Linked DNA regions of Homo sapiens: all the other regions are linked to region 3. Evidence: chromatin contacts called from ENCODE Hi-C data. All regions are on one chromosome and are shown on one strand. Each heading gives the region's core, a stretch centred on a gene start or an enhancer-like site at or near the end of the contact. The rest is flanking DNA. Distances are from core to core; before and after follow the strand shown.

What was found. A loop is a pair of places that touch in the nucleus more often than their neighbours do. Pooled maps may share reads with other maps.
Region 1: a pooled map shows a loop between it and region 3 (5-fold over the local background). The contact joins the promoter of C21orf91 here to the promoter of MIR155HG in region 3. A Hi-C loop is called at or near these places in 4 of 50 pooled maps.
Region 2: a pooled map shows a loop between it and region 3 (8-fold over the local background). The contact joins the enhancer-like site here to the promoter of MIR155HG in region 3. A Hi-C loop is called at or near these places in 9 of 50 pooled maps.

The regions. Positions count from the first base shown.
Region 1 is chr21:17,816,572-17,821,207 of GRCh38, forward strand. It overlaps C21orf91 (chromosome 21 open reading frame 91), which reads right to left and starts at 2,785. Exons shown (of 5, transcript NM_001100420.2): 1 at 2,732-2,785; 2 at 1,621-1,754. The coding sequence starts at 1,747. The region is part of intron 2 of LOC124900465 (a long non-coding RNA gene); the gene reads left to right. RefSeq lists a silencer at 2,400-3,179 and an enhancer at 3,430-3,479.
Region 2 is chr21:17,781,681-17,786,399 of GRCh38, forward strand. It overlaps C21orf91-OT1 (C21orf91 overlapping transcript 1), which reads right to left. Exons shown (of 4, transcript NR_038871.1): 3 at 3,868-3,932. All of the region lies in intron 2 of LOC124900465 (a long non-coding RNA gene), which reads left to right. Among named protein-coding and RNA genes, the nearest start is that of C21orf91-OT1, 8.5 kb to the right of the region's middle. RefSeq lists enhancers at 861-910, 2,879-2,948, 2,979-3,068, 3,479-3,538. Within about 2 kb of position 2,556, at least 7 of the 41 ENCODE cell types and tissues checked have a DNase peak (open chromatin) inside an H3K27ac peak, as active enhancers do.
Region 3 is chr21:25,559,606-25,564,211 of GRCh38, forward strand. MIR155HG (MIR155 host gene) reads left to right here and starts at 2,540. Exons shown (of 3, transcript NR_001458.3): 1 at 2,540-2,652. RefSeq lists an enhancer at 2,075-2,124 and silencers at 2,505-2,594, 2,605-2,884.

The sequences.
Region 1 (4,636 bases), core at 1,535-4,034, 7.7 Mb before region 3:
AGTCCAGGACCAACAGTTATGAGCTGTGTGACTTCAAACTGTATTTCTTAGGTCGCCAAGGTTCAGTTCTATCACATTTAAAATAGAAAATGACAGTAGTCATTCCAAAGCTATCTTGAGTTAAATAAGATAATCCACATAAGGGGTTTAGCACAGTGCCTGGCACATAACAACAGCTTGCCATCACCACTACAGCAACCCTGGGCAGTCCAACTTTTTGGCTGTTTCCTTAAATGTAAAATACAGGGTTTGGACTAGATAATTTCTAATGTCTTTACTCATCTAAAATTAAAATTCTACAATGTATCAACAATATACAAGCCAACTCTATTTCCAAAGAACATAAATTTGGATTTTCACCCCAGCATGATTTAAGTACTGTAAAAGAAACTTATTTTTAAGATATCCTTTTATTTTTATTTAATTTTTTAGAGATGGGGTCTTGCTATGTTGCCCAAACTGGACTTGAACTCCTAGGCTCAAGCAATCCTCTCACCTTAACCTCTGGAGTAGCTGAGATTGTAGGAACACACCACTGTTCCTGTTATGTCATCTTTTGAAATTAGCTATAATCACTACATTTATTAAAGCTGAAGTTATAGATATTCTATGTAATCCACAAGAAATCCATAATCTTCCATCACATACTGTTTGGTGACCATAATAATTTCTGAATAACAAGTCCTAACAGGAATTTCAAGGTATATAATCCCCCACTATATTTTTTTAAACAATAAGAACATTTCATACCCCATACTTAGTAAACAGAAAATAAAGATCATGAAAAATTTCAAATATATAATACAGAAAAAAGGAAAGAACTATTTTGAAACTGTCCAAAATCTAGAGGTTTAATAAAGTCTCTCTACTGATATGTTACAACTCAAAACTCAAATTACAGGCCAAATTTTTTTTGCAGGAATATTAAGGTTTTTTTTAGTATGACTCATAAATATCTAAACCAAAAATCAATTGTAATATGACAACACTAACTGCACCAACCCAAATAAATCCTTCCAATAGGGCTTTTTTTTGGGGTTTCTTTTTGGATTTGGAGAATTTTTCTTCATATATCTTAGGGACATTATTAAAAAAATTTTAAAAACCTTTTCAGGTTTTAAAAATTACCAACAGTGTGTGTGATCACTGAAAAGAGGTTAATCTAAAAATTTTAAAGTATTTTTCCAGATAATAAGATCATACTGGTGAGAAAAGAGTTCGGGCTCATCTCACTCAAATACTTGCATAATAGGCTCGAAAGAATAAAAAAATTGTTATGTTACTTCTTAATATAAAAAACACACAGGTCTGTTAAAATCTGACAATTCAATAAGCTCTCAAACCAGAAAACACGTTTCCCAGTCAACACTCATACTTATTTCTGTATTAGGAAAAATGGGGTTGTTGCAGGGGTCTTTAAAAAAAAAAGATTTCTCTTAAATTCGTAACTCTGTTAACTGCACCTTCATTTCCAGAAACCTTATCTTTAACAAATCTCTACACTATTCATACTTAGCACAATTTCCAATCATTGAAGACATTTTAGTTTTACCTTACAATCAGTACAAAGCAGCTGTGTTAAATTCATTCCATAAGATCAAAACTATACTGTGTCCTTACCCTCAATATTTAGCTCAAAACAAATGTGGCAGAAGGAGAGTGTTTCTTTGTCTGTTCCCAGTTTACAAACACTGCAAATGTTGTCATCATTCAAATCAATGTTTACAAACTGCTCCTCTTCGTTCATAGTGCCCCTATTAAGAAACAGAAAAGGAAAGTTACACAATTTCATGAACCTGCCTTTGGGGTAGTTCCCTTTACTGGGAACTTCTAGGAAATAAGGATGCTGTTCAGCTCATTTAAAGCAAAAGCTCCATCAAACAAGCATCGCCATACTTGCACTCCAACATTGCACTTTTCCTGTGGAAAGACACAAAGCTAGTAAAACTTAAAGCCAGGCCATAGGTGACACTATGTCCGTGTCTTTTTTGTCCTATAGTTGATTGGGTTAGTGGCACCTGAAGGAAAGAGATTTGCCGGCATTCTAGTCCTCCTCCTTCGTCCCCCAACCTCGAATAATCAGAGGGCTTAGCAGCGAGGCCTTTTCAGCTACCAGGTTCTGTCAACCTAGTTAACGCTGTGAGAAACAGGAAAAACGACCTGCACGGGACACTGCTTTGCTAACTTCATTGGGGGAACCTCAGATGCGCCTCGCGAACTCGGAGTTGCGAAGCTTCGCATCGAACGGAGATCGGCGGCAGCAAAATGCACGTGGGTACCGAATACCCGGGGAGGGCGTCCCGCCGTGTCCGGGGCAACTACACCGAAGGCCGAGCGGCGGCTTCACGGTACCGGCCGGGCACCGCCGGAGGGGCCCAAGCCGGAGCTGGGAGAGCCGCGGCATCCTGGAGCCCGGCGGGCGGGAGAGCCTCGTCCCATCGCTCCGGGATTCCTCCCAGAGGGAAGAAAGCGTCCGAGGGCCACGGCGGCCGGTCCGCCCAGCCTCAGCGTCTCGGGGAGCCGGGTCCTGGCCCGGCCTTCGGCGTTGGGGGCGCGCGGCCGCCCCCAGGGAGTCGCGGACCCAAGTCCGTCTTTCCGTCGGTCTGTCCGTCGGGGCGCCTGGCGCGCAGCAGCGCGAGGGGCCACGGGGCTCGGAACTCGAAGGAGGCGGAACGATGGGACTGGGGGTCGGGGCTCAGGTGGGATGGGAGCAGGGCTGCGGGGTCTTTACCGTCCGGCTCCGCGGGCCACCACCGCCGTTCCGTGCGGCTCGGGTTCCTCCACTATTGTTTCCGGCCGCAGCAGAGGCGGCCGCCGCGCGCCTGGCCCCGCCCTCTCCCGCCGGCTCCATCCCGTAAAGGCTGCGGGGAGGGTGGCGCGGCCGCGGGCACACCTGCGCGCTCGCCGGGCTGCTGTGGGTCCGCCCCTCCGCTCCTGCACCGACGCCGCACCTTCGCCTCGAGTTCTCCTGTGATCCCGTGTTTCCTGGCCGGAGTTTCTTACCGTTCTCTGGAACGTAGCTCCTCACACACCCCTCCTCGAGGTGCGTAGATAGACGAATCCGTTCCACCTCTCCCTTCAGCCTAGTGCAAACTACTGCCCCGGGGCGGGGGCCGCAGGCGGCGGGGGTAGGAAAGCCGCGGGTGGATGGCAGAACGGGAGAGGTGCGTGGGTGGCACTTTGACTTCAGGAGAAAGAAGCAGAATACTGTCACTGAACTTATAGTTAAGTGCCAGTTGAAGTATCTAACGAAGGAAAAGTTCATATTCAGGTGTCATGATAGAGGCATAATTTCAAATACAGAATCTTTTCAAATACATTATTTGTTGTGGGGCGCCCCTGCCCCCAATATGGTACATCCCTCAACGCCCACGGGAAAAATCCCGAAGCCCCACCTCTTATTTTTAGGTCCTGCTTGGTTCTCAAATTCTTTGCTTGACTTTTGTTTAAGCTATTCTGTTTTTTTTAGGGTATGGTTCTTGCAGTACTTTCACTTACATTTTCCATTGTAGTCCTCACAGTAACCTACAGAGGAGAAACAGGAACTGTTCTCTCATGTTGCAGCCTACGAGTAATTGACCCAGGTTATCACAGTTGGTTAGAAAAAGGCTGGGACTTGAACCGAAGGCTACTGACCTAAGATCAATGTTATTTTCTACAGCATCATATGTATGTGTTCTGGTTGCACTCACATAGAAAGAGGGCTAGCCTGTCAATCTACATGTAGGCATTCTTGAACTGATGGTTAGGAATGGACTGTCTAGATCTTGGAAACTTCTGGGCCAAATTAGCACTCCAGTTATGGCATTTGTGCCTCGCAGGAGCGATCTGTGTCCTTGCCACCTAAATTGTAGTAGATGAACAAACAACATTGACATTACTTGGTTTCCTGTTAGAAATGTAGAATCTCAGGCCCCACTCGAGATTTCCTAAATCAATACTTGCACTTTAACAAGACCGCCAGGAGATTCCTATGTTCATCGAAGTTTGAGATGCACTAATTGAAATGAAAAGCCTGTGCTTTTTCTCTTCGAATTTCTCATTCTAGGTAACTACGACTAAGATACCTTGCATGTTGGATTCTACCCATCTTTTCAATAAAAAGCATTCTTTTAAAAAGGACTCTTTTAAAGTGATTCAATAAAAGTGTTCTAAAATCACTAAAATTTAAAAATTGAAACAAGTTATTTTCACTTCTCAGAATTGTCTTCCTTCCTATGGCATTTCACATTGTTTACTTGCTATTCTTAAAACTCTTCTCTCTTGTTGTTGGCTTTTTAAAAAAAATCAAGGAATAATTTACAGAAATAAAATGCTTCCATTTTAAAAGCATTATTTGATGAGTTTTGGCAAATACATACACTTGAGTAACCACCACCCCAGTGAGGATACAGAACATTTCCACAGCCCCGACATTTCTTTCTGTTCCTTTCTGGTCAAGCTCCTTCAACATGGGATCTAATTTATATGACGAAGTGTTTTAGTTTTGTCTGTTATAGGAATTCATATACATAGAATTAAGCAGTGTGTGTTCATTTGTGATTGGCTATTGTCATGCAGCATGTTTTTGAGATTCACGATGGTATTTTGTAACAGTGGTTTCTTTTCACTGCTCGTCTTAGTCAGTTTGTGTTCC
Region 2 (4,719 bases), core at 1,306-3,805, 7.8 Mb before region 3:
GTAAAAGGTGCTTTGCAGGTAACCAGGGGCCTGCTGGTCTCTCATAGCTGCCTCAGAGGCTCATGATAGAAGGTTTGAGAAACTAGGGGATTGTCACTGAGAGGGATACAATGGGGACTTCGGTCGAATAATCTCCATTGTCTTTCGAGCAGAACAGCAGCAGCTCTATTTCCTATACATTTCACATTTTGTAATTCTTGAAGGATTTTTTTTAAAACAAAGACCTCTGCTAAAACCAAACCAAACCAAATCAAATCAAATAAAAGCTGCAAGACTCCTGAAGGTCCCTCTAGCTCTACATTTTTAGTACTTTCCTATGATATTTATATATCCCACATGCTGGTTCACTTTGTCATCTGAGATGAGACTAATCTGTGTCCATCTGGGATAGAAATTTCTTCCGTACTTTGATGAAAAGCAGTGTAGTCCTGCAAGATGTGAGTCTATTTCCCCATACTTTATTGACACAGGTATGAAGATGAGAAGAGATGGAGGCAGCAAAGGAAATGTGGTTTTGCATGTCACTAGCTCAACTCCCTCTGCATTTTCTTTTAAGCAAGGGAGGTGCTCCATTGTCTCTATAGGGCAACAGCAGTTCACTGGGTCCCCACATTTTTCTGGGGCTTTTGTGAGAAGCAGTAGGCAGGAACAGTGAAGAGAAACTTAGCAGGAGGCCCAGGTGCTGTCTTTTCTAGTTTCAGAGCTATCTGATCAGGACAAAAAGGAACAAGCTTGTCCACAGCAAGATGGCCAGCAACTTGGTTATTTACCCAGTTAGTCTTGGGGAACACTAGAGCTCTTCCAATAGCTGGGACTATTTAAATTTTTTCAAGGAAACATATGCTGTGGGTTGGTGGTAGATGGGATTCAGGAGGATCCTTCTCTTATACAAGATGACTTTCTGGATAGGTGTTTGTGGGGTACAGAGGGAGGGAGCAAGGAGAATAAGAGAGGAACAAACCAAATGTTCAACATTCTAACACTCTTTAATAATTTATCTAAAATTATTGGATATTGAATTATTAGAGGCATTGAATCTTTTACTTTTTGTATGACACTCACTCAGTCTTCAAATAATTTCTGATTGAACACTAGATTAAGAGGAAAAAATACCACAAATGAAATAACTTGTATTTTTGTTACGCAAAGGATTATTCTAAAAAATAATAAGCTGTTCCTCTAAGCCCTTTTAGAACACATGGAAAACTTCAGAATAGTGTGAGGGCGTCTTACATGCACTTCTTTCTTTGGAGATTGTGATAACCCAAGTAGAGGATTTAGGATTGTGCTGCTCAGAGACAACTGTTTGGATAAAATAATGCCAGATTCATCGTTTCCAGACTTGTTAAATTCATGGAGTATTAAAATAAAATTGAAATAAAATGGAAAATATGATGCCCAGTTGTTTTGTCAAAACCAGTCTAGGTGTTGCTTTGAAAGTAGTTTTTAGATATGATTAACATTTAAATCAGTAGGCTTTGAGTAAAGCAGATTACTCTCTGTAATGTGGGTGGGCCTTGTCCTATCAGTCGAAGGTCTGAAAAGAGTGAGGTCCCCTGAAGAGGAAGGAATTCTGCCTCTGACCTGCCTTCAGACTCAAGACTGCAGCATCAACTCTCGGAGTTTCCACCCATCCAGGCTGCCCTGCAGGTTTCAGACTTGCCAGCCCCCAGAGCTGGTTTAGGGAATTAAACCAATCTTTCTCTCTCCACATATATACATACTTTGTTTTGTTTCTCTGGAGAACCCTGACTAATAGACCAATACAAGATTGTGGTTTTAATTCCACCAAGTAAGGACTGAAAACTAAACAAATAAACAAAAATGAAAATCTACCATCTATTGTCATCACTTCATGAAAGAAAGAAAAATTTACTATTCCCATAGGAAAGACATACTCTCAGAACAAAGAACAATTTTATTGATGAATAAATTCTATCCTATTAACTAGCTTACCACATTGCCTTTACGTGTCTCATTTTCCACACACAGGAGCCAGCCTTTAGGAACTGTGCTGGAGGTGACCCAACTTCTGATTGTGTGGGAGAACTATCCCACTGTTACTCCTAAGAGAACATTCTCTCCCAATAGCTCCCCCGATATGGAATGTGACAGAGTAACAAGATGCCAAAATATATAGACCTCTTTTTCTTTCTACAACATAGGTGCTCTTAAACAGTATGCAGAGGATTGTGTAGCTGCTTATAATAGGAGCCAGGCTGACACAGCTCTCTTTTCTCTTTTGTCACAGGTGATCACAGAAATAGCTTGCTGTAACAGCACCTCACAGTTTCCTCTTAAAATGAAACCACATTTTCTTTGTGCCCTTTCAGCTCAGTTCTGCTGTTCATAGAGGGGCTTGGGAGATTTTCCACTGTAGGTTTCTTAAAATTCATTATACTTGTAGAATGTTAGAGCTAGAAGGTCCCCTAAAGATCATAAAGTTCAATTTCATTTTTTACAGATGAGAAAACAGAGGCTAAGAGAGGTAAAGAGGTGCTTAGTTGTGGCAGAAGATTAGAAGAGAAGTTCCTGCATGTCGGTTTAGCAATCATCTTGCTCATTACAACTTCCTCTTCTGCCTTAATCACTTTTCAGTTCAGTAGCCTCTTTCCTCTAGAATAGCCCTTCTGTATTCACACTGCCTTTTCTTTGCTTTGAAGTTACAGATCTGAAACTCTTGCGTTAGCTATGCTATGGTTTTCTTCCACATTCTGTACACTGTACTGACCATCCTCTTATAAACCTCTTCTCTTCTAGGTTAAAGATTTCTTGACTTCCCTCTGGTGAAGCTTGATACCAACTGACCTATAAGGGCTTGGTTTTCACAACAGAGTCTTAGTCCACCCTCGCCATCGCACCAAATACTGAGAGAACAAATAAAATTATTGCTTGAAGAAACGAAGTAAAGACTATAGTATTCATATTTTTCCCACATGCCATTTGCAGTAGCTTTTCATATTTCTCATCTATCCCACACTAGAAATTTCATCTATTGGCTTTTGTAAATTTTCTTTTTGAGCCACAAATTTATCTCAGTTTCAGATTCTAATCTATTTTCAGTAGTGCTTTCAGTTTAGTTTACTCCCATTTCAAAAATACTCCGTCTTGTTCTTTACAGCAATAAAATCCAAATGCAAATTCCGACAACCTCAGCCAATGGTGAGTCATGGTCCCTCATTTCCACCTCTTCTAAACGGTCATGGTTGCTCATTTTCACTCTTCTAAGCACCTCTTCTTTACAGCAACAAAATCAGAAAGCAAATTCAGGCAACCTTAACCAATGGTGAGTCATGGTTCCTCATTTCCACCTCTTCTAAACCCCTCCTCTGATGGTCAGGACCCTTCTCATTCCTCAAGTAGTAACTATTCAGCACTTTACCACTTCCCTTGAATCTCTGACCCATTATCTTTTTCGTCTTTCTCACAGAAAATAGAGGCAGCCATTTAAGTACTTTCTCAACTTACTCTCCAACAAATCTGATTCAAATACTTTCATCTGTAGTTTTACCTTCTCTCTAGTGTCAAAACCTGAGGTAATCCTAAACCTCTTCAAAGACAAGTCATTCTCGGTGTGCTACTCTGTTCTGTGTCTTCAAACTGGGCTCCTTTGATTATTGCTACCTCTCTATCGTTAGCCTTTCTACTGGCTCTGTCCTCTTAGTATTTATTCATGTTCAAGTACTTCCCAACCTTAAAAAAATAACCTTGACCCAACATCCTCTTTACCTCAACTTCACTTCATAAAATTTTAAAGACATCATACCTCAAATCCACTATCCTACCTGTCTTAGTCTATTTTATGTTGCTATCACAGAGTACTACAGAATGGATAATTAATAACAAACAGTTATTGATTTGGCTTACAATCCTGGAGGTTGGGAAGTCCAAGGGCATGGTGATAGCATCTGGCAAGGTAGCAAGACTTCATGCTGTGTGATAACATGGTGGAAAGAGCAAGAGGATGTGAGCAAGCAAACAAGAGGGGGCTGAACTTGCTTTTATAACAAAGGCACTCTCATGATAACTAACCCACTCCGTCCATAACATTAATTCATCCGTGAGGGTAGAGTCTTCATGACTTAATCACCTCTTAGTAGACTCCACCTCTCGATGCTGTTGCTTTTGGGATTAAGTTTCCAACACATGAACTTCAGGGAACACATTCAAATCATGGTACTACGTTGCATCCATATTACAATCTGTTGTGATCTACTTTTGCTCCCACAGGTCCATTAAAACTGTACTCCATGAATTTCTGGTTGCTAAATACAATGAACATTATTCAATCCTTATTCTTTCAATCTCTTGGCAGAATACTTTCCAGTTGACCAACAGAGTCTTGTTGGCTTTTATATCCCTTAGACCCAAAGACTTACAGGGCTTGGCAGAGTTTCTGGCAACATAACGAAATCTGAAAATTGACGAAAGATTTAGAATGGAAAATAAGTGGATGCCAAATGGTGAAGGCTTTAAATGCTAAACTGTGGGGACTGGCTTTTGTTTTGTAGGCAGTGATAATCTAGAAAGGTCTCTTAGCAGGAAAGTAGCATTACCACATCTTTTGGGAAGTAAATTCTGGGGCAGTTTATGGTTTGGAGCAGTGGTTTCCTTTTTCTCTTTTTTTTTTTTTTTTTTTTTTTGAGACAAAGTCTTGCTCTGTCACTCAGGCTAGACTGCAGTGGCACAATCACGGCTCACTGCAGCGTTGACCTCCTG
Region 3 (4,606 bases), core at 1,290-3,789:
ATGGTCTCAATCTCCTGACCTCATGATCCAGTCACCTCAGCCTCCCAAAGTGCTGGGATTACAGGATGAGCCACCGCGCCTGGCCTGGAGCAGGTACTTTTTATCCATCACCTTATTTAATCATCATATCCCTCTTAGTCTGCTAGGGTTGCCATAAGAAAATACCATAGACTGGATGGCTGATACAACAACAATTTATTTTCTCACATTCTGGAGGCTAGAAAGTTCCAGATCAAGGTCCTGCAGGGTTCGGTTTCTGGTGAGGACTCTCTTCCTGGCTTACAGGAAACCACCATCCCATTGTGTGCTCACATGACCTCTGCTTTGACTGATTTCTGAGAGAAAGGGAATTCTGGTGTCTCTTCCTCTTCTCATAAGAGCACTAGCTCTATGGGATTAGTGATCCACCCTTTTGACCTCATTTAACCTTTATCACCTCCTCACAGGCCCTATCTCCAAATGGGGATAACATTGGGGATCAGGGCTTCAACATATAAAGTTGAAGAGAACATGATTCAGTCTATAGTAATCCCTGATGGGAGACATCATTATTGTCATTTACAGGAAGCTGAGACATAAAAAGTTTAACGTTCAGATTCCACAGCTAGAATTAGTGTAAAATGCAGGTGTATTTGACTCCTAAAACCCATTTATCCATCCACTATTCTGGGTGTCTCAAACTGGGACCTAAAATGCGGAGGTTTGCACATGACCTGAAATTACTTCCACCACTGGGAGAAGGGAGGATTGAGCAATTTCCTGTTTCTATTAAAGTGCATTATACAAACTTGTCATTCTGGGGATGAAAGGTCACCCTAGAATTGCCTATGGGCAATTTCTTATAGTTCAACCTAGAATGAGAAATGGGAAATTCAGAAAGGCATTGTAGGCATCTGTAACCAGCAGAGGGACGTGCCCCACCTGGGTGGGGACCATGCATCCTTGCCACATGCCCCACTGCACAACTTCCCCAGCTCCTCAACGTCACATGGATCTGGAAAGCAGGGAGACTGGACTACGGAGCCAGCCCTCCAGGGTTGGAACTGAGTTTGAATCTCAGCTTGACTACTTACTAGGATCTAAGGTAACATGTTTAATCTCTCTGTGCTCAGTTTCCTCATCTGGAAATAGAGATTATAATGCTCCTCCCTCATATGATCATAGTGAGGACTGAAAGAGTTAATGCATATAAGGAGTGTTAGGACAGGATCTGGCACATGGTAAATGCTTTATAAGTGTTAGTTGTTATCATCATGATTATTCTTGTTTGAATTATAAGAGAAAAAGCATGTATCTTAAGAATAGAGGGTTTTAAAATGCTCCCAAGTTCCTTAACCAACCTGAGCCATCTGTAAATTAAGTACTATGGGATTTCCAGCTCTGACATGTATTCTGACATGTAACTGGCATCAGTTTAATACAAACTATTCTAAAATGTCTTGTGCCCTTGACAGGGAGGTCCAAGTACTGGATACTTGCAATGCAATCCAGCAGTGGCCCCGTCTTTCTTACAAAAAGGCCCCAGTCACATGTTGATGAGGCTAGATCTATTCCTGTCCTCCTTCTCTTCCCCATATTTCCTTATTCTTCTTCAAGTCTAAACGTTTATTGAACTGAGACCCATGAATGAGTTACTCGACTAGGCTTGTAGGATAAACTTGCCAGGCTTTAGATCTATTTGTTCCTTTCCATCCCCCAAAATCAAATGGCTGCTCCAGGAAAATGTTCCCCTTGTGGCAGGGTCCGGGAGAAAAGAGAGAAGCGACAAAACCAAAAATTAAAACGACCGAAGTCCCATATGCTCCAGGAATATGTCCTGGAGATGGGAGTGGAGGGCAGGGGGAGAATGTTGTTGAGGTCAAAATTTTTGAAGTTTTAAGTCCTATATCTTGACATCCCGAGTATAAATGCGGGTACCAGACACAGTACAAACGTTCTCAAAGCCCAGTTACGTATTCCAAACCAAACGCGGGCTCTTGAAGGGTGATGAGGTAGGGATGAAATCCAGGATCGCCTGAAGACCATTTCTTCCTCTCTTAGGGACCTGCTGGTCTCCAGCTGATTCGGTCCAGGAGGAAAAACCTCCCACTTGCTCCTCTCGGGCTCCCTGCAAGGAGAGAGTAGAGACACTCCTGCCACCCAGTTGCAAGAAGTCGCCACTTCCCCCTCCAGCCGACTGAAAGTTCGGGCGACGTCTGGGCCGTCATTTGAAGGCGTTTCCTTTTCTTTAAGAACAAAGGTTGGAGCCCAAGCCTTGCGGCGCGGTGCAGGAAAGTACACGGCGTGTGTTGAGAGAAAAAAAATACACACACGCAATGACCCACGAGAAAGGGAAAGGGGAAAACACCAACTACCCGGGCGCTGGGCTTTTTCGACTTTTCCTTTAAAAAGAAAAAAGTTTTTCAAGCTGTAGGTTCCAAGAACAGGCAGGAGGGGGGAGAAGGGGGGGGGGGTTGCAGAAAAGGCGCCTGGTCGGTTATGAGTCACAAGTGAGTTATAAAAGGGTCGCACGTTCGCAGGCGCGGGCTTCCTGTGCGCGGCCGAGCCCGGGCCCAGCGCCGCCTGCAGCCTCGGGAAGGGAGCGGATAGCGGAGCCCCGAGCCGCCCGCAGAGCAAGCGCGGGGAACCAAGGAGACGCTCCTGGCACTGCAGGTACGCCGACTTCAGTCTCGCGCTCCCGCCCGCCTTTCCTCTCTTGAACGTGGCAGGGACGCCGGGGGACTTCGGTGCGAGGGTCACCGCCGGGTTAACTGGCGAGGCAAGGCGGGGGCAGCGCGCACGTGGCCGTGGAGCCCGGCCTGGTCCCGCGCGCGCCTGCGGGTGCCCCCTGGGGACTCAGTGGTGTCGCCTCGCCCGGGACCAGAGATTGCGCTGGATGGATTCCCGCGGGCAGAGGCAGGGGGAAGGAGGGGTGTTCGAAACCTAATACTTGAGCTTCTTTGCAAAGTTTCCTTGGATGGTTGGGGACGTACCTGTATAATGGCCCTGGACCAGCTTCCCTGTTGGAGTGGCCAGAGAAGTGTGTAAAACACACTAGAGGGGCAGGGTGGAAAAAGAGACTGCCTTCAAAACTTGTATCTTTTCGATTTCATTTTGAAAAATAACTACAAATCTATTTTAATTTTACAAAGTTAGACTCATAGCATTTTAGATATCAATGTCTTCATTTAACAGAAGTGAAGATGGAGCAAACGCTCAATCAGCGTCTGTATTTATTCGCTCCTGTTGTGCCAGGGTGCGTTTTTGCCGAGCGGTTGCCTTTCTTTACTCACAAAACCCCCTTGATGTCTGTCCTCCACGTTTTACGAGGGAGAGCCGGATCTTTTGAAGTTTGTATCATCTAAAGCAGGTATATTGGGATGACTATGGATAGAATTTAACCTGAAAACACTGAAGTTGACAGCTGACAAAGATATAAGAATCCAAAGTATGTTAAAAATTAAGGAGCTGAGGCCCACAGAAGTGAAGTTACTTTTCCAGCATCACACAGCAGATCTAGGACCCTGTGTGATTTGAAAAGGCCAAGGTATCTAATGATGCTCATAATTTAGTTTACATTTTGTGTCAAATAGATGAGGTCAAGTGGACATTATGTGTATATTCCAAAGCCAAAATTACTGCTTGTAATATCCATTCATCTCTCCGAAGACGTAGTGCCTCTTTTATATGGCTTTAACCTAATGTATAATCGAAGTGAATTAGGGCAGCCAGACTTTTAATCACAGGACTGATCTTTTAAAAACGGGTATATGTAAAGTTAATTGCTTATCTATGTGAACAGTAATATACACTATAAAAAGTTTTCAAGGCAACTTCCTGCCTGTGGTTTAATTTGATAGTCACAATGATAGGAAATTGGCAGGGTTAGGTGGTGGTATCTACATTTTGCCCATGAGGACTTGTGGCTCAGAGAATTTGAGTTTTTTCTAGTAAGGTCACTAGGTCCCTAGTGCACAGCCTGCTTTTAGGTACGGATGTGGGATGGGGGTGTCGGCAGACCACAGGGTTTTGACTCTCAGTTTGGGCTCATTTCCATGACTCCTTGCTGCCTCCCTGATTTCTGTCAAATGACCAAAGCACATTTAGTAATTACTTCTGCTGCAAGGACTACTCCTTATTAGGCTGTGATAAGTAAGTTTCCTCACATAGTGGGTCAGCTCACTCTGGCCACAGGACCCAGCTTCCTAACCACACACATTAAGAAAGAGAAAAATTAGCACTGTCTGAGACCTACAACCACTTCAAGGGAGAACAGTGGTGTTTGCACAAATGTCTACTTTTGTTTTAACCTAGTCATGTGTAAAAAGTGTAATTCACTGGTCTTTACCAAAAAAAAAAAAAAAAAAACAACAACAAAAAAAAAACAGGCATCATAGTCTGCCTGTGCTGGACGCTATGCTAGACACTGGAGAGACAAAGGTGAGCAGGATAGGCACAACCCTACCCTTACAAACCCAGAAAGTTAGAGGAAAGGCCATCAGGACATTGCTGTGCAATTTGATATCATTTCAATTTTGGTAACATAGATATTTGAACTAATTAGAATGTGCTACAAATTTTGCCATTCTTTACTTTCCATATGCCAACATGGAAAATTTGTAACCCT